Linked DNA regions of Homo sapiens: region 1 is linked to region 2. A link is an interaction called in ENCODE POLR2A ChIA-PET data of the cell type or tissue named here. Cell type or tissue: PC-3. All regions are shown on one strand. Links, peaks and the distances in the headings refer to the core of each region. The heading gives the core; the rest is flanking DNA. Region 1 has its middle 38 kb from the start of THEMIS. Region 2 overlaps PTPRK (protein tyrosine phosphatase receptor type K).

Evidence for each region. ChIA-PET counts read pairs that join two places held together with the same protein. Peaks named below come from ENCODE experiments on the same cell type or tissue, not always from the same donor. Only the 100,000 strongest peaks of a DNase experiment are listed, where the experiment ranks them.
Region 1: POLR2A ChIA-PET joins it to region 2 with 15 read pairs; 2 of 35 experiments call an interaction of 5 or more read pairs at or near these places.

Annotation. Positions count from the first base shown.
Region 1 is chr6:127,934,698-127,944,066 of GRCh38, forward strand. No RefSeq gene overlaps it. Among named protein-coding and RNA genes, the nearest start is that of THEMIS, 38 kb to the left of the region's middle. RefSeq lists a silencer at 4,114-4,314. In PC-3, for the core only: no CTCF peak of the experiment used is centred there; a DNase peak (open chromatin) is centred at 4,884; H3K4me3 peaks cover 1,197 bases; H3K27ac peaks cover 1,924 bases.
Region 2 is chr6:128,272,704-128,282,072 of GRCh38, forward strand. All of the region lies in intron 3 of PTPRK (protein tyrosine phosphatase receptor type K), which reads right to left. Among named protein-coding and RNA genes, the nearest start is that of PTPRK, 240 kb to the right of the region's middle. In PC-3, for the core only: no CTCF peak of the experiment used is centred there; no DNase peak of the experiment used is centred there; H3K4me3 peaks cover 409 bases; H3K27ac peaks cover 1,206 bases.

The DNA.
Region 1 (9,369 bases), core at 354-8,353, 340 kb before region 2:
TGTTTCCGGGCAAATAAGAAAGAACACCCAAAACCAGATCCCGGCAAAGAGTTAGTATCTGTTTGCTTTCGGTTATACTTCGCCTTCTAGAAGCCTGTGAAGATCATCTCCACATCATCCCCATAAGATTTTAAAGGGGCAACTGTGGTCCAAAACTTTGATACCCTAGGAATGGAAGGGGTTCTGGAGACAAACTTAGTATTTTACTTCCTTTCTCAGAAAGCCCCATGGCTCATTTCATAAATTATAAACTTGGCATTATATATTTAATTGTAATTTCTTCCTCGGCCTATGTAAAGTTCAATCTGAAACAATTTCAGAGTGTTTCATTTTAATGACTGAAATGTGTATTCAATTCCTATAAAAATCCAAAGCTCCATTCCAAATGTAGTTGACATTCTCCAGCACATCATTTAAATTTCTCTTAGTAATTTTGTGCCTTCTGTGAGACAGTGATATTACATTGCCTCAAGGCATTTTGCATATTTTGTTGATTTTAACATTTAAAGTCCTGGTGCTTTCTACACTCTCATTATGCCCCTGTTCATGTCCCAAATTTCCCTCCACTCCTCACTAGGAAGCAGTGAGAAGGTTTAAATAATTTGTGTGATTTTTAAAAAGCAATTTCTCTGGGATGGGGACAATTGAGAGTCTGAGATGGAAGTATTGATGAAGATATCAGAATTCAGGGAAACTTGTTCTGGTTATGATGGCTATGAGGAAAAATAATGGGATCATTCTACCTATGATGTAGATGTCCTAAAAATAAAATGGAAGCCGAAGACTACAATCACTTTAAGCATTTAGGGAAAGGAAAAAATTAAAGATTAAACTTTCACAGGTAAACCCTGTTGAGTGGAGAATAAATATTTGGATGAAAACAGCTAACAAGAATATGCTAATTTGACCCAAAGGCAGTGCCAAGAGCCATTATGTCTATCAAATTTTTCTAGAGAGTTCTATTCCAATGTATTAGTCTGAAAAGCAAGGCCCTAGCTCATGTCTGCTTATTACTTATATATATTTTACTTTATATATTTTATATTATAATATCTAGACTATGACTATAATTATCTGGTCTATAATATGTAGGCTATGTTTCTAAATAGTATGTAGAGGGGAGACATTATGAGTGGGTTCAAATCCTATCCCATCTTCAATAAATAAAATATTTATCTAACTTAAGAAGTCGTAGTGAGAATGAAATGGATAATACATTTACACTCCATAAGATGCAGTGTTAAATAAATGCTAGTCATTATTAATGATTATTACCACTGGCCAGTAGAAGTCATACAGTTCGGGTAACAATGCTAGTCATTTTTATATATTATTAATAAGCCATTTAAACCACCCTCAAGTGTAATCATTACCATTTCTATAAAAAAAATTGAGCTTCAGAGAGTCAAATTACTTTTCCATTGCCACCTAGCAAATAACTGATAAAGTCAGATTTAACTCATATCTGGTTCATTCCAAACCTCATTCTCTTTCAACTATGTCATTGCTTCTTCAAAAACAATGCAATTTAACATAAACAGAAAATAGCACACATATTCACCTTATTAGGGTGGGCAAATTTGGTAAGTAAAAATAAAAAATTGTTGTCTGGGTGCAGTGGCTCACGTCTGTAATCCCAGCACTTTGGGAGGCCAAGGCAGGTGGATCACTTGAGGTCAGGAGTTCGAGACCAGCCTGGCCAACTTGGTGAGACCCCATTTCTATTAAAAATACAAAGCAGCTGGACATGGTGGCACATGCCTGTAGTCCCAGTTTCTTGGGAAGCTGAGGCAGGAGAATGGCTTGAACCCAGGAGGCGGAGGTTGCAGTGAGCTGAGACCGTGCCATTGCACTCCAGCCTGAGCAACAGAGCAAGACTCTGTCTCAAAAACAAAATAAAACAAAGTAAAATAAAAATTGTTCATTGTTTATACGAAATTCAAATTTAACTAGATATATTTATTTGGAAACTCTACATCTCAAAATACTTTTAGCTGTTAAACCTAGATGCTTTTTGGCTAACTATTGAAAATCAGGGATCTCACTTTTTGGTATGTATGTCTTCATTTGTTAGATGAAATTTAGTTAAGGGAGGGATCTTGTTCTTTATTAGACATCTCCCACCCATAGACTCACAGACTAATACCCAGACAGGTCAAAAGTGCTCCTTGTAGACTCTGCTTTATTCATGTTTGTGTCTCCCAACACTATATGTAACATATATGGGCACCCAAAAAATGCCCATGGCATGAAAACAGCCATCAAGTGTTCTTAGGAGTACTTGAGCAGGGAAGATTTGTGTGGCAAGAAAACATTTAGCACATGGTGTGTGCAGCAAATATGAAGCAACAAGAGCTTTGCGTAGCTCTTTGGCGACTTAGAAGTTAACACTTTTCTTTCCTCTACAACCAGAATAAACTTCAAATTCATCTATCCAAGCCCCATGTAATTATGTTTACTACTATTTTATTGAGTTACAGCTCAAAACAGAGAGAAGAGACTGATACTATTATATCTGGAATGTTAAATACTATGAATTGGTTCAAAACTCTGTTGTAGCAGAAATCATCATCAACATCACCACCACCACCATCGTCATCATCATCAGTATCATGTTACAACTAGTTGCTCACTGCATCATCTTTTGAATTCCATTCAGTGAGAAAATTATAAAATAAGAAAACCTTTTGGAAAAGGCAAAGGAAGCCCTGCTTAAGGTTTTGTCACAGGGAAGAGCAATCGAGTCTCTAAAATAAAATTACCACAAGAAACAGAAGCAGTGGTTTGGCTTGGAGGAAAAGAAAAGAAAATAGATTTTGATTTGTGAATTGGAAAAACTGGAACAAGAGCTGACCAAGAGCAGACTCGCATTCCGGGAGAGTAAATGCACCTAAAGAGCTGTACCCCTCACAGCCCTGGCCAGTTTTTGCATGGAGTTCTTTGACAGACTGTCTCTGGAGGGGTGGGCTTATCCCTTCTCGTGATGCTGGAAATATCTGCACTAGCAGCCATCAGAATAGTGGAAATTGATTAATCCAACCAGACTCTCTGAACTTGACCATCAGCACTGCTAATTATTTACTATGAGCAATTCTTCTGCTTTCTATGATCTTACACAATTTACTTAGCATCTCTGTGTCCCTATTTTCTCATCTGTAAAATGGGGTTAATAATGATTCCTATGTCATGTCTGTTGCACAAGCTAAGGTACTCAAATACTCACTGTTACTATCACCTATTTTTCACTGTACACAACATATTATGCAATGACAGTGCTTTAGTATTATAATTTTACAAATGCTTTAGCCTTTTGAGCCTAAAACAGTTTTGGCCTTGAACTTCCCTGATTCCACACTGAGGAAGTGGGAGGGGATTTCTCTCTTTAAAGACCCATCTCTCCTGGGCTGTAGGAGAAAAGCCTTCCCTCTGTTTCTGACACCAATTCTCAGGCCTAGTGACCTAGAAAGTGCCAGAGCGCCTCAGAAACTGACAGTGTGGTGGGTGCAGGTCATTTCCCAACTTCAGAATATGCACTTGGGTGTTAGTACCAGCTCTGAGATCTGGGGGTGCACAGGATGGCTACATAAAAAGATTCCTGGGCACATAAAGAGAGTTCTTGACGAGGGTAGGCACCTGCTAGACCATTAAGCTTTAATCACATCCCCATGTGTAATAGATACTCCTCACCCAATGATGCAGGCACAGAAAAATAAATAGTAGCATTAAATATTTATTCCATAAGGAGCAGAGTTACTTTTTTATGAAGGGCAAAAAAAGGAGTATTGCCAAGGTCAAGAGAGGAGAACAATATATAATTCTCCTATGGACCACTGATAATGAATGTCTCCTATATGTAACATTTTGATCAAGGAAAAAAGGACAAAACCCCTACAAGTTCTTTTGCAGTACCAGATCCTTTTTTTTTCTTAAATTGTGAATCCTATAGATTATTTTATGTTTTAGCATAGCATGTTTTAAATTTTCAGCAACTGCTAATTATGGTTAGAGACAGGAACTTAGAATAGCAATGTGTGATATTTGACTTTTTAAAGAAATATAGAAGATATCTTTACCCTTTGAGTAGATTTTATTTGTTTAAATTCCAAAGTATTTGGAAAAATGTAAAACTAGAAAAACAAAAAAATCCTATATCTGTTCATTATTTCCTTCCTCCTGATGAGTCATCTTGTTTTCATTTTGCTGACTCACTATTTCTGTGAGTGTTGTGATCCTAAGGCAACTAACTCTCATGTTTTTTGGGGTTTTGCTTTTTTTTTTTTTTTTTTTTAACCCCACAGCCTCCTGGTTAAAGCACATTTACAGCTGTTTATTTTCTTCTTTTCCCCCATCAGCTCTCAACACAAATACAGTAGTTACAATTCATAAAATTACAGTATGCTCTTCTCTTTTCAACACTTTCAGAAATACATTTAGTGATATGTTTGTGGATGGCAAAACAATGTCAACGTATTTATCCATCTGCCTTTCTACTAAATCGTAGATGGACTCAGAGTGTTTGATGTATACTGTGGATTATAAGTGCGGTCCTTAACTCTTCTGAGAATGGGTTATACCGAAAGCTGTAAGTATGAATTCATCATACTTTATTTAGAGTGGGAAATCTACACATCTCAGAATACCTTAATTCTATATTGATTCTACTTTAGAGGAAATATAATCTTTGGAGATTATTATGGCTAGAATTTTTTCTCTAAAAAACAAAGCAAACAAGATCATAGTAACCTCTTTCTTTCAGAAAAGCCATTGTAAGTTGTCCTAGGAAAAAATAAATAAAAGCTCATCAAATAAGACTTCCGTGTTCACTTCTGTCACATACACAAGCTGTGTGATAGCTTAGCTTAGGGCAAACCAGTTCTTCCACTCAGAAAAACTAGAATCGTCTGGATTAAATAAATAAGTAACATACTTTTTGAAGGCTCTGGAGAATTACTAAGACACATAGAACTTGAGGATCTGAGATACTGAAAAGAAGGAAAACAGATATTTCCTTCAGGGCATTTGCCAAATTTTAGAGCACAACGAGAGGCCAACTGGGAGGAGGCAGAGAACCTAAAACACTTTTGAAAAGATGAAAGTGCTAGAGAGACAAAATTTGGAGTTCAGGACTGCCCAGAACTAACACTTATAATTAACAGATTTCATTTTGCTGACTCACTATTTCTGTGAGTGTTGTGATCCTAAGGCAACTAACTCTCATGTTTTTTGGGTTTTGGTTTTTTTGTTTTTTGTTTTTTGTTTTTAACCCCATAGCCTCCTGGTTAAAGCACATTTACAGCTGTTTATTTTCTTCTTAAAAACAGATAAGTTTTTAATTGTATTGACTGCTTTTTCCACACCACAATGGCTAAACTGAAAAAGACACAATACCAAGTATTGTTGAGTGCGCAGGGTGATTAAAATTCATATGCTGCTCAGGGGTGTTTGAAGTATTACAGCCACTTTGCAAATCTGTTTGGCCCTCATTATTTACTAATGGCAAACATGTATATTCCACACCTAGGTATATACTCAGCGTAACCTTTAGCAGAAACGACTACATATGCTTATGAAAAGACATGTACTCTAGTGCATAGCAATATTATTATTATTTTTTTTTTTTTTGAGATGGAGTCTCGCTCTGTCGCCCAGGCTGGAGTGCAGTGGCGTGCTCTCGGCTCACTGCAAGCTCCGCCTCCTGGGTTCATGCCATTCTCCTGCCTCAGCTTCCCGAGTAGCTGGGACTACAAGGGCCTGCCACCACGCCCTGCTAATTTTTTGAGCAATACTATTCTTAATAGACAAAAAACAAGAAATGGTCCAAATGTTCATCACAATAGAATGGACAAATTACATTATATTTATCCAATGAAATCCTATGCAGTAATGAGGAGGAATGAACTACTTCAAGATGCAATAGCACAGCTTACCTTCACCAAAATTATGTTGATTGAAAGTAGCCAACAAAAAAGGAATTTCTCTTATTTGATTTTATTTATATAAAGCTCAAAACAGGCAAAAGTAAGCTATGCTGTTAGAAATTAGGATAATAGTTACCTTGGAGAGGGTAATGACTAGAAGTGCTCATGAATGAAGTTCTGGGATTTTTACCAACATTCTACTTTTTCATCAGGTTGCTCGTTACATGTTTTTTTTTTTTTTTTTTTCTCTCTTCATGAAAATTTATTGACCTATACATTTATGATTTCTAAATATCTGTATGTAAACTATACTTTAATTAATAATTACTTTACAACTAAGATCTTGCCCCTGTAGTTTAATGGGTTTTACCTCCAGAAACCTTATCGGGTTTCTACAGTGAAGAGCCAAAAAATATCCCATCCTGGTTCTGATATGGGGAGGAAGAAATGTAACCATTAGAAATACACTTAGGGTATTCTTTTTAACAAAGACATACTCCCCACCAAGGGGAAAGACTTTCCCAGAGCCTTATCCCAGTTAAGAGGAAGGGAATTTATCTGACTTTAGCTCCTTCTAGTCTTCTTGTTCCACATCAGTGGAAAAGAAGAAAGCCAGGAAACATTTGTGAAGGTCAAAGCCCAGGGACACAGTCTGAAAAACTGAGATTTAATCATAAGATTATAGTCCACCTCCCCTCGCTCACACCTTACTGCCACACCAACAGAACTTCAGTATGATCACAAGAGATTACAGAACAAAGAGCTGCAATGTGCGGCTCCTATCTAAGGAAGCGTTCTTAGGGAGGCTCAGAAACAATAGAAATATAAAAACAAGGACACGGGAGGAATCTAAAGGTGTGGCACCTACAACTATAGCAAACATTAAACACAGCTCGACTCCTAGCCAGATTAACAGAGAGCCTCACATTAAAGTCCTATTTCCCTCAGTTTCTATTACTTCATATTTGACTTTCAACAAAATATCACAAAGCATGCTAAGAAGCAAGAAAATTATGTTATGTATTGTTATGTTATGTGTTAACTTATGTATATAGTATAAACCATCTGAAAAACTGAATTAATTTACCCAACTTAAGATAATTTTTCTTCATTCAGTATAAGGCTTAGTTACCTGTTTGAGTTACAAATAGTACTTAACTTTTGAAGGCTGTACTACTGAATTTAATGAACACATTTTCTGCTGACACGCTGAATAATATTCTCTACCTCCCATCTCTGCTCAAATGTCACCTCATCAGTGAGTTCTTCCATCACTTAAAATAGCAGCACATCTCCAAACTTTTGACCTACCCTCCCTGCTTTATTTTTCTCCATAGCATGTGTCTTTGTCTGATATATTATATTCTTACATTATGGTTTACTAGTTGACTCTCTCCTCTAAAATATAAGCTTCAAGGAACTATCTCTTTAAATTCATTACTCCTCCCAAAGTTGTTACAACAGTTAAGTGTTTTGTAAATCTATGTTAACTAGATGAATTAATATATATGTATATTTATCAAAAGTTATGTTTGGTTAAATAAATGTACCATATTATATAATGGTAGCTAACACTGATTGAATTCTTACTATGTTGTAAAAACTGTGCTAAACAGCTATGGGTTTTGCATGGATTACTTCGTTTAAGCTTCACAACAACCATAGGTACTACTGCTGTTCCTTTTTTAAAAAATGAGAAGATTAAAGAAAAAGGTTAAATTAGCCAATGTCCTCCACAGATAAACTGGACCTTTCTTGATTTTACATAATTTTGGCTAAATTACCAATACAATTATCAAAGTTATAAACTATAAATGGTAGGAACCCACTCATTCTAAAGCAGGGCCAATATACACATCTCTGTAAAACTTTTTGGAAGGTATATCAGTCTTACCATCTTTATTAGTCCGTTTCCACACTGCTGATAAAGACATACCCTAGACTGGGAAATTTACAAAAGAAAGAGGGTTAGTGGACTTACAGTTCCATGTGGCTGGGGAGGCCTCATGATCACGGTGGAAGCCAAGGAGGAGCAAAAGTCACATCTTACATGGATGGAAACAGGCAAAGAGAGAGAGCTTGTGGAGGGAAACTCCCCTTTTTAAAACTATCAGATCTCGTGAGACTCATCACTATCACAAGAACAGCATGGAAAACACTTGACCCCATGATTCAATTACCTCCCACCTGGCCCCTCCCTTAACAAGTGGGAATTCAAGATGAGATTTAGGTGGGGACACAGCCAAACCATATCACCATCATCAGAAAAATACCTGCATCCAAAGTATATAAAGGGAAGACTAGGAATTTGGAAAGTAAAGAGCTATGTTGTCTTTTCAGGTAGTGATTAGTAGATTGGTAAAGAGGACTGTGGCTTTTGCCTTTTCTCATCTTCCCTATTCCTTCCCCCAACCCCCTTCCAAGGATTATGCTGCCCAAGAGAACAATCCAGAGAAGACCCATCTTTCTCCTATACTTGCTGAGCTTCAGAAACTCACAGACAAGCTCTAGCTCACTGCACCAAGATGAAGTGCTGTGAGAGAATTCTCAGTAGCTTCACTGGTGTCCTCTGAAGTTTGGGAGCATGCATGACCGTAGAATGAGATATCTGCCTCCCACTGCATAATGCTAGAGTTAAACTGATAGCTGAAGCGGCCCCTGATGGCAGAACTTGAAGACAGGGAGCCATACTTGGCTACCACTTTCAACAATTTGCCATGACAGAGCCAGGATTAATCCATTTTGAAGGCCTCTGTTTATTAAGGTGGACTGCTGGGTCAATGGAAGGTCAGCAGGTAGAGACCATGGGAAAAACTCCCAGGGGCTGGATCTGAGTTAGGCATGACCAGAAGTCAGCCAGAGAAGACATCATCAATATCAGAAATCCGTGCTGTGCAGAAGTCCCCACAAGTCCTCCAAGGATCTAAATGTGATACAAGCTGGCATTTGGATGTCTGCCCCAAAGCACGCATTGACAGCCTATCGGCTGTTGGTAGCCAAGGGAAAACAAAATAGCAAGACCAATGAAGTAAAAATAAATAAAACATTTACAATCTTGTTTCTAATCTCTTCTCTCTATTATGCTGCTTCAGATTTCTTTTAAGTCAGGTAGGAAGGAGGGAGGATAAATGAATGGACCCTCCACCAAATGCAAGGCCACAAACCCCACAGTCAGCATGAGGTGGGATAGAGAAGACAGTTGCTTTTAACTAGTTTAATATTTAAATCAATTTGTTGTAGTCTTTTCTGAAAGGTATAGAGCTCTTTTTAGAATTTCTTTTAATTGAAAGTTATCAGAAATCTAAGCTATCTGTCTGTTCCAGATATTACATAATGAAGGGATGAAGAAGGCAAGATCAAAACAAACGTGTTAAAAGCAGGCGGAAAAATTTTTCTCACTTTTACCCTAAGATTAAATTACTCTATAAACAAGTTATAATGATGATGCTCA
Region 2 (9,369 bases), core at 936-8,935:
AAACAACAGGTGCTGGAGAGGATGTAGAGAAATAGGAATGCTTTTACACTGTTGGTGGGACTGTAAACTAGTTCAACCATTGTGGAAGACAGTGTGGTGATTCCTCAAGGATCTAGAACTAGAAATACCATTTGACCCAGCCATCCCATTACTGAGCATATACCCGAAGGATTATTAATCATGCTGCTATAAAGACACACGGACACGTATGTTTATTGTGGCACTATTCACAATAGCAAAGACTTGGAACCAACCCAAATGTCCATCAATGATAGACTGGATTAAGAAAATGTGGCACATATACACCATTGAATACTATGCAGCTATAAAAAAGGATGAGTTCATGTCCTTTGTAGGGACATGGATGAAGCTAGAAACCATCATTCTGACTATCGCAAGGATAGAAAACCAAACACTGCATGTTCTCACTCATAGGTAGGAATTGAACAATGAGAACACTTGGACACAGGGTGGGGAACAGCACACACTGGGGCCTGTCCTGTCGCGGGGTCGGGGGAGTGGGGAGGGATAGCATTAGGAGAAATACCTAATGTAAATGATGAGTTAATGGGTGCAGCACACCAATATGGCACATGTATACATATGTAACAAACCTGCACTTTGTGCACATGTACCCTAGAACTTAAAGTATAATAAAAAAAGAAAAAAAAAGATGGACTTTATTTTGTATAACTATCAACTGTTTACAGAAAGCAGTGACACTTAATCTTTGCAAAGTCCTATACCCATTCTATGAAAAGCATCTATCCTCCTTCCTATGTAAAATTGAGTTTACAAGCCTTTGAAGCTCAAAACTAAACAACCTACTGAGATCCACTGTCCCCACATTATGAACCCGAATCTCCAAAACTCCATCAGACATACAGTCTAAGATGCAACATCTTCTGCTACAATCACCTCAAGATTGAACTCCAGACGAAAACGTGTAAGTGTCCTGGGCCAAGAGTCCTTTCATTTGAGATTCAGGAATGAAATGTCTAGGGTTATCTCCATTGAGTACACTCATGGACTTCCTAATAAGAAACATTCCAGTAAAGGATACATGGAAAATTAGTCAGTGCATAAGTCGCAATTTATCACTGTAATGTCTCAAAAGCACCTGAATAGTATGAATTTTACATGCTTTCTCCTCACTATCAAAATCAAACAGTTAGTTGTTCAGCAAGCAAAATGAAAACTCTTATAAAGTTATACTCCCCCTTTTCACCAAATACATACATACAGAGATAAGCGATGTGCCTTTTTATTATTAATGAACATATTTCATTGAATTTATTAATATGGTAAGAGTGAAAACAACAGAATCTACTAGACTAACAGCCCTAAAGGATCAAGACTCTGTTATGCAAGGTACAGATTTTTCCTCTTCAAAATATTTAAATTATACCTTTACAATATGATTAAAATGAATATTTGCCAATAGAATAGCAAGTCTAAATAATGACCCACCACTTCAAAGAAACAATAGGTTTTAAAATTATAACACTAAATTATTGTTGCTTTGTTGTTACTGCCTTAAATTTCCTGAAAGAACTGCATTCCTACAACACAGAATACAGGGTTTACTTGCTCTGCCTAGAATTTTTCCCTGACAAACTAAATTCCATCTTCCAGCACTTAAAAACCCTCACATTCTCTAAAATTCAGAAAACTACAAATATAAACCAGTGTTTTGCTAAGTCTATTATGGGCCTATGAAGACAACTTAGTAATTATTAAAAACATACTGTGAAAATACTATTGAGGGCATTTTAAAATTTACTATGCGTCTCATAATAAACTACTTTCCGGGATCTACAATTTCATGAATTAAATTTAAAATTATATCACAGCTCCTTGAGCAAATGATCTACAGAAGCAATCATCAGCATTCACACCCAGATTTAAAAACTCAGGTTGTTCCATTGATCACTATATAAATAAACTTAAAAGTATTTTTACTCTGTATCCAAACAAATGGTTTAGAAATGCCTCCAAAAAGTGACAAGTATGTTGTCTCAATATTTAATTTGTAGACCAGATTACAGGAGAGTACAAACTGAAATGGTGAAAGTCTGGCTAAAATTAATGTCTGTTTGAACCATTTTAGATTATCAAGAAAAAATTCAGAAGACAAATTTCTGGCCTCAGCTAACCAAAAAAACAATATAAATTAAAATGGCCTTTTTGGTGCTGGTGAGGTCTGATAACTAAAATCATTCAATAGAATCCTGTTTGAAAACACCTTATAATAATATAATTCAATTATAGGATAAGCAAGTTATGCTCCTGTTTCCAAAGAGAAGAAAAAAATAAATCTGTGCGATTGCAATATACCAAATGTTAGAATGAACACTTACCATGCATATTTCCTTATACTTCACTAGCACTGTACAACACACACTTTCATTTTAATCATAACATAACACTTATGATATAGGTATCATCCCTATTTTACAGATAAAGACACAAAGCTACAGTTACTGACTCACTTGACCAAGCTTACAGGAAATGAGAGAGAATGAGGATTTGAACTCAAAGGATTCTGACTCAAGCTCTTATGTTATAAACAATGCTGCAAATATTACTTATCTATGTTTGTTTACCTTTTTCTATGTGAAGCTGAGTGTTCAGAGCCCTGATATGTTAATCTATTTACATTTATTTGTTTGGCTCTGTTTTTGTTTATTTATCTATTTATAACCAACCGGCAAACTCCATAATGTTACATGGGAAGAGTAAAAGAAAGAGTTCAAGGGCCTGTGGCAAGATTTTCATTTGGGGTCTATTTGGCTCTAAAGAAAAAAGAGCTAATCAATTGCTAACTGAAGACAGTACAGTTTAGTTTTAATAATGGTTACAGTAATGAGAGGTTAAAAGGGTCAAAACACTGAACCAGGTGTTAAAGTTCTTAATGTTCGTATTTGGGAATATACATTAGACTACTCAACTCTATTTGAAGTTATACAGGGGATAAATATGGTTCCATTGAGTAGAGGTTCTAATACTTGTTTGAATGTTCTAAAATTAGTTGGTTGTTTTCACTCATAAAATCAGAAGGCTGGACAAAATACTTTCTAAGGTCCCTTTCAGTATTAATATTTCATAAAACTAAAAGGCAAACTGTACTTGATGAATTATGTCTGACTCATAAGGTTCTTTCAAAATTTAATGTCTTATTTTTCTTTGCCACATGATATATTTTTTGCCTTTTGTTTTTTGGCAAGTCATAACCCAACCATGCCTTTTAAATGGGGGTAATATATAAACCTTGCCTACTTTATAGACTTTTCCTATCAGTATGATGATATATGTAAACTTTAAAAAAAATTTTAAGTATGCACATAAGGTAACATTAACTATTTAATTAAATATTAAGTGATTCACTATTAAAATCATGTTAAAATAGGATGTCTTAACTATAAATGCCAATATACTAAATTATTCAACAACAAGAGCATAAGATTCTACTTGAGGCAACACATATAAAGTTTTATGGTATCTGTAAGTAATTTAAATACAAATTTCTTTATTTGTCTACTAATAGCATTTACCAGGCTATTTTATTTAAGAAAGCAGAAATATTGTCTTTGACCACAGAACAGAAGTTCAAAGAAAAAATCATTCTTTTCTCATTATCCTTTTCTACTGCAGATGTTTTGTATTTGTTTATTTAGATTCTGCCTCCATTCTAGAAAAGACTAAAGGAAGCTGAAAGGATATATTAACCACAAGAAAATTCCAGAAGTGTAAAACTGGACAGAAAGAAGAAAGAAAAATGGGAATAAAGCCATCAATTAGAGCCAGAAATAAAGCTCAAACATGTTTACCATAAACATTTATATATTTCTTATTAGAGAGCCATAAACTGGCTTTAAGCTTTCTGGCAATAAATGCAGCAAGCAGCTCCCAGTGTAATGTGATTCAGTAAAACAATTCCATTGGGAGGTAAACTGATTCTTCCTTGTGCCAGTCTCTGTAGATCTGGCTTGATTTGGGGATAGATTTTTAGAAAATGAAGAAACATAGAAGGAGTTGCGTATCTTTCAAATAATGTTCCCCAAATATTATTTCTCTAAGTTGTGGGCACCGATGAGTTCAAGACTATTCCCTGAAAAAGTATACAGCATAAAATTACTCAACAGTGGCATTTAAATTTTTTTCCATGTGTCTCAACAAACCCTAAATTTTAAGAAACTGTGTATATGAGATATATATACTCTTCCAAAAATTGAGGATTTGATCTTTAAAAAGACTTGACCATGTCCCAAAGGGCCTCCCCACTTTGTAGCATGCAATACCACAGGAGCACTAGCTTAGAAAAGTTTTTCTAAATCTCTAACTGAAAGACAATGAGTGACCTCTGCCTGAAGAATCTACTCCTTATAGCTTGGCACAACAGTGTCAGTCTGAAAGAAAAAAAAAAAAGTCTCACTAACATGAAAACAGCTGTCTACTCAAGTTCATATAGAAAGTAATTCAATAAAACAAACATTGAACGTTTAACTTGGAGCTAAGCTTATAAAAACTACCTATTAAGTATAAACCAAGGTAATTTGCAGAACGGGTCTTTTAAATAAAAGTCAGTCATAGTACATTGAACCAAATAAAATAACATTACTTGTACAAGTAGTTATCAATTCATGCTGCTGTTAGATTGAGATAAAATACGAAACTGTCATAAGAAAATGATTGTCTTTTGTCCTTTATTAGGGAACAGGCATGCAAGAGCTCTGTCAAAACACTGAGAATTAAGTTAAAGAGAAGAGAGGTCAGAAAATAATCATATGTTACTCTAATGCAATATGTGACCTGTTCTCCCAAAACAATATTCCTGCTGACCCTGACTCTCGAAACAGTAATACAGAGGCAGATTCTGAAAGGAGATCAATACCTGGGGTGGGAAGTCCATGTTGAGCTTTCATCTCCTGGCCAAAGAAGTGAAGGTTGGGGAAAGGACGCATATTAATTTATGTGAGGTTAGACTAACATTTTAACATGATTTATGAATCGACCTCAGCAAATGGCTTAGGTTTGAATAGCTGTCTTGAATTAATTCTAGTCTTCTAGTCCAAACAAAGAATATCCTAAGGTATGGAGAAAATTTGCAGAAGTACCTGGCCCATCTGAGGTACTTAAAACTGTTTGTTGAATGAGGGGCTGAATAATCTAATTTGCTATTTGCTAATACTGACAAAAATGGGCATGATATGAGAACATGAGAACAAATACAGTCCAAATATTTTTTAAATGGAATAAATTGAGTTTGTTTTAAAAGAAAAAACCTACAAATCAGTGTTTCCAAATTATTGGTGAAATTCTATTGACATTTTAAATGAATACTTTCTGGCTCTTTTCCCAAAAAAGCTAGTAGTACCATAAAAATAGGTAAAGGAAACAATGCAGGTGTTTTTGTGTTTTTTATTTATTTATTTATTTATTTATTTATTTATTTATTTATTTATTTATTTGAGACGGAGTCTCGCACTGTAGCCTGGGCTGGAGTGCAATGGCGTGATCTTAGCTTCTTGCAACCTCCGCTTCCTGGGTTCATGCGATTCTCCTGCCTCAGCCTCCCAAGTAGCTGGGATTACAGGTGCACACCACCACGCCCAGGTAATTTTTTGTATTTTTAGTAGAGACAGTGTTTCACTCTGTTTGCCAGACTGGTCTTGAAATCCCGACTTTGTGATCTGCCCACCTTGGCCTCCCAAAGTGCTGGGATTACAGGCGTGAGCCACTGCACCTGGCCAGGTCTTAATATGTCTACATTTCAATAAAGCATTTGAAAGAATCTCTCACCCTCCACTTATGGGCAAGGTGCAGAAATGAGAGCTGGATAATAACAAAGTAATGTCACTTTATGACTAGTCTAACCTCTATACTGGAAAAAAATTGACTAATGCATTGTTATCAACCAGAAAGATGCCATCCTGCACAAGGCCACTGGGCTTGGTCTTTAGATTTAGTCTACTTATTATTTAATATTATTATCAAACACTTGAAAGATAACATAACTAACTAATACTTCTCAAACACACAAGACTATAAAAAACATCGAATGCACTGTCTGAAAAACTTACTATAAAAAATTCTTAACAGGCTATGATAATGAGACACATCCAATAAGATAAAATGTATTAGAGACAATGTTCAAGTTCGGTTCAAATACCAACCTCCTCATTTCAGGTCAGTGCTCTTGTTACACTCCAACACATTCAGACATCAAAAGAGAGATGATTTTTAATCAGTAATAACAGTCCAGGATGGGGTCCTGAGCAAAGAGGCCAGGGATGGGGGTAGAATCCAGACTGGTTTGATCTGGTCTTTAGTTCACAAAGTGCTGTGTGTTTAGCTTTCCTACTCAGTCATTAATCACTCTGAGATACAGCCTAAGCACTTATGTAGAGGCTCAGACTGTGAGCCATTAGAAGTTGACTGTAACAGAGCTGGAAATCATACAAATCCCTGGGAGAACAAGTCCCCCAAATTTCTACTGAGGTTAAATTAAAAAAAAAAAAAAAGATGTCTGGAAAAATTGTTTAGCATGTATGCCTGTTCTGTGAATGTGTTACAGCTTGATTCTAATTAACAACAACAAAAAATTAACATAAGTCAGCCCCTAGATTAAGAGAAGTTTAAAAAAATATTGATTTGTGATGTTTAAGAAAATGGAAAAACAACAGGCACTCCAGCATTAGATACCTTTAATTAAAAACACAAAATAACTGGACTCATTCCCCAATGAATGGCTTTCCTCAGCTAACTGCAGAATTGCTTATCAGGTAAATCTGTTATGGCAGCAGCTACTTCAACAGGGATCAATGAAGTTGGAAGCCAAGTAGACATATACTCCAGACGTTAACCAAAGAGCCGTTCTTTTTTCCCTTTTTTAACGTGAAGCCACTGGAAGAAAACACTCTTACCAAGTGTCTTTTGAAGCATTATTTCAGAAAGTTAGGCTTAATGGGGAATGCAAATAATGTATCCCCAAAGTGAAGATTAAAATATTATCTATTTTAATTTTGACAAAAGTAGCCATACAATTTTTGCTACATGTTTACCTCCAAAATTTTAATGTACTGAGTGGAAGAAAGTATTCGTGGATCACAGCTAACGCCCTTATTATTAACAACTCCTCACATTCCATCCCAAGCCATTTCCCATCTCAATGACAGCATATTTATAAATAATAGTTGCCATCAGCCTGGAAAAGCCTATCATCAGGCAGTAAAGTCTTTGTTAATCACTGACTTACTAGAACAGACCCATTGGACATGCATGTGTGTATATGAATTGTGTTAAGGGTTTTTGATGTTTTCCTTTATTAGCATCAATTTTTTAAATTCATGCATGTATGAATAATATCAACAGAAACAAAATTAACCTCTTCCCCATCTCCTAAATCTGAAAACACAGCTTGAGTTAAACTACTCTATTTCCTTATCAAACTTAATATCTCCTCCTCCAGCTCTCAACTCAAAACTCCAGGACAGCACTCATCAAGCTTCTTGGTAACCAGGTATCCTACGCCAGACTCTCCTCAGGACCTGTAAAGTTAGGGACAGAGTTCTGCATACTCATCCCTGGGAGGCTGGCACTTAACACAATAATGAGCTCCTAGTAGCTTCTCAATGTCAGTGAATACATTTTAAAATACTGTTCCTATATGATCTCAGTAGCAAGAAAATTATCACTATCCTTCTCCTCCTTGTGACTATCCTATCAGGAAAGTTTATCAAAGAAAATACTATTATCTAATAACACAGAAGCTTCAAAGGTAACTTGCATGATGCTTTCAGAAAGCAACTTAACAATACAGCCCATTGGCCATACTTTCTGTGTTCAAAAGGCACCTTTGGGAAATTAAGTTTATGGAAATAATATAAAATGTGTTTTTAAAGATATATATAAAATTTAAGAGAAAAAGTATGGAATCATTAGGAGAATAACTTGGTCAACTATAATAATTTCTTAAGCATATGTTCCAGGCTTTGAAAATTATGTTCACAAAAACAATATCAAAATAAAGTGGGAAAACATATTCAATTAAAACATTTAAATTTTCAAACAGAATATGTTAGAGCACACACAGTATGTGAAACATATATTTAGAAAAATCTGGAAAATGCTAATAAATTAATTGTAGTTATGTTAGATGTTTGGGACTTCGAATATTTTTAAAGTCTATTTTTATACTTTTTGTAGCATATTCTTTGAGTAATTATTTTTAAAAAAATAACTTCCCAGTTAATCGAATCAAACTTTTTAGGAAAAAAAAATCTAGGTGATAGTGATTTCTTATTTTGACCCTTTAAGAAGATTATAGAAGAGAAAGAAATCTGTATTTGCAAACATTGGGTCATATTATAGCACAAAGCAGTAACTATTTCTCTACATCAGTACAGAAAGGCAGTTTGATATCCTGCTGACCCCTGTAACATGATCCACTCTGCTGAACCCTGCAGAGCAGGTCAGGAATCAAAGGGCAGGCCAAGACCAAGCAGGCAAGGCCAGTATCTGAGAACAGGGCCAGCCAGATGTGGACTTCTCCAAATAAAGCGAAGGCAGGAGGTGCTGATTGAGCTTTAGGGTCTAATGGTAAAGAAAACAATTTTTAGGTTTCACTTATCCAAAAATGATCTGTATCTTACGCATATTTTAGGAAGAATATAATTATCCTTCCCGCACTCCTTTTTCTCCCCTCAAATATTCCTCCAAATGAATGTGAAAGGGGCAAAGGCTGAAGGAAGAGAGTTCAGGAGCCAACCAGGGAGTTTAAGTTGATAAGTTAGTTTTCCCATTGTTTCACTTTTATCACCCTATTCTCTGTCTTAGAAACCTCCAAGAACACCCCTATGCCTGGCACTCAGTAGTCTAGAATCAGGGACTGTATACATATTTTGTTACTTTCCATAAATCCTTCCCTGGAAGCAGAACTGTACCTCGGTGATTAGAGAACTTCCTATCTTCCTGGAGCCCCCTGTGCCTAGGAATTAAAACCCCCTATCTCTGCACTTACCATCCCACCAATTCCAAACCCACTCTACATCCCTCTCTCTTGGAATCCTAATAGAAGGCAGAGAGGTGCAAGCCAGTGGCCATATACTTATACACAAACTCAAGTTTCTTTCAACTTCCATGAATCCCTATCAGAATTAATCTATCTTTACGTATTTAGCTGAAATAGGAGTTCATGAGCAGCTGCAGTTTTTGACATGTTCAACAGCTAAAAGAAATTAAAGGGAAGGTAAAGAGAGAAAAGCAACATGGACTCATTGAGAGAAAAAAAAAGAAGGAAGTGATAGCATAAGATTAGCAAAGAACTGATTCTCTAGCTTTTCTTTTCTGCTGCCTGGTTTATTTGTG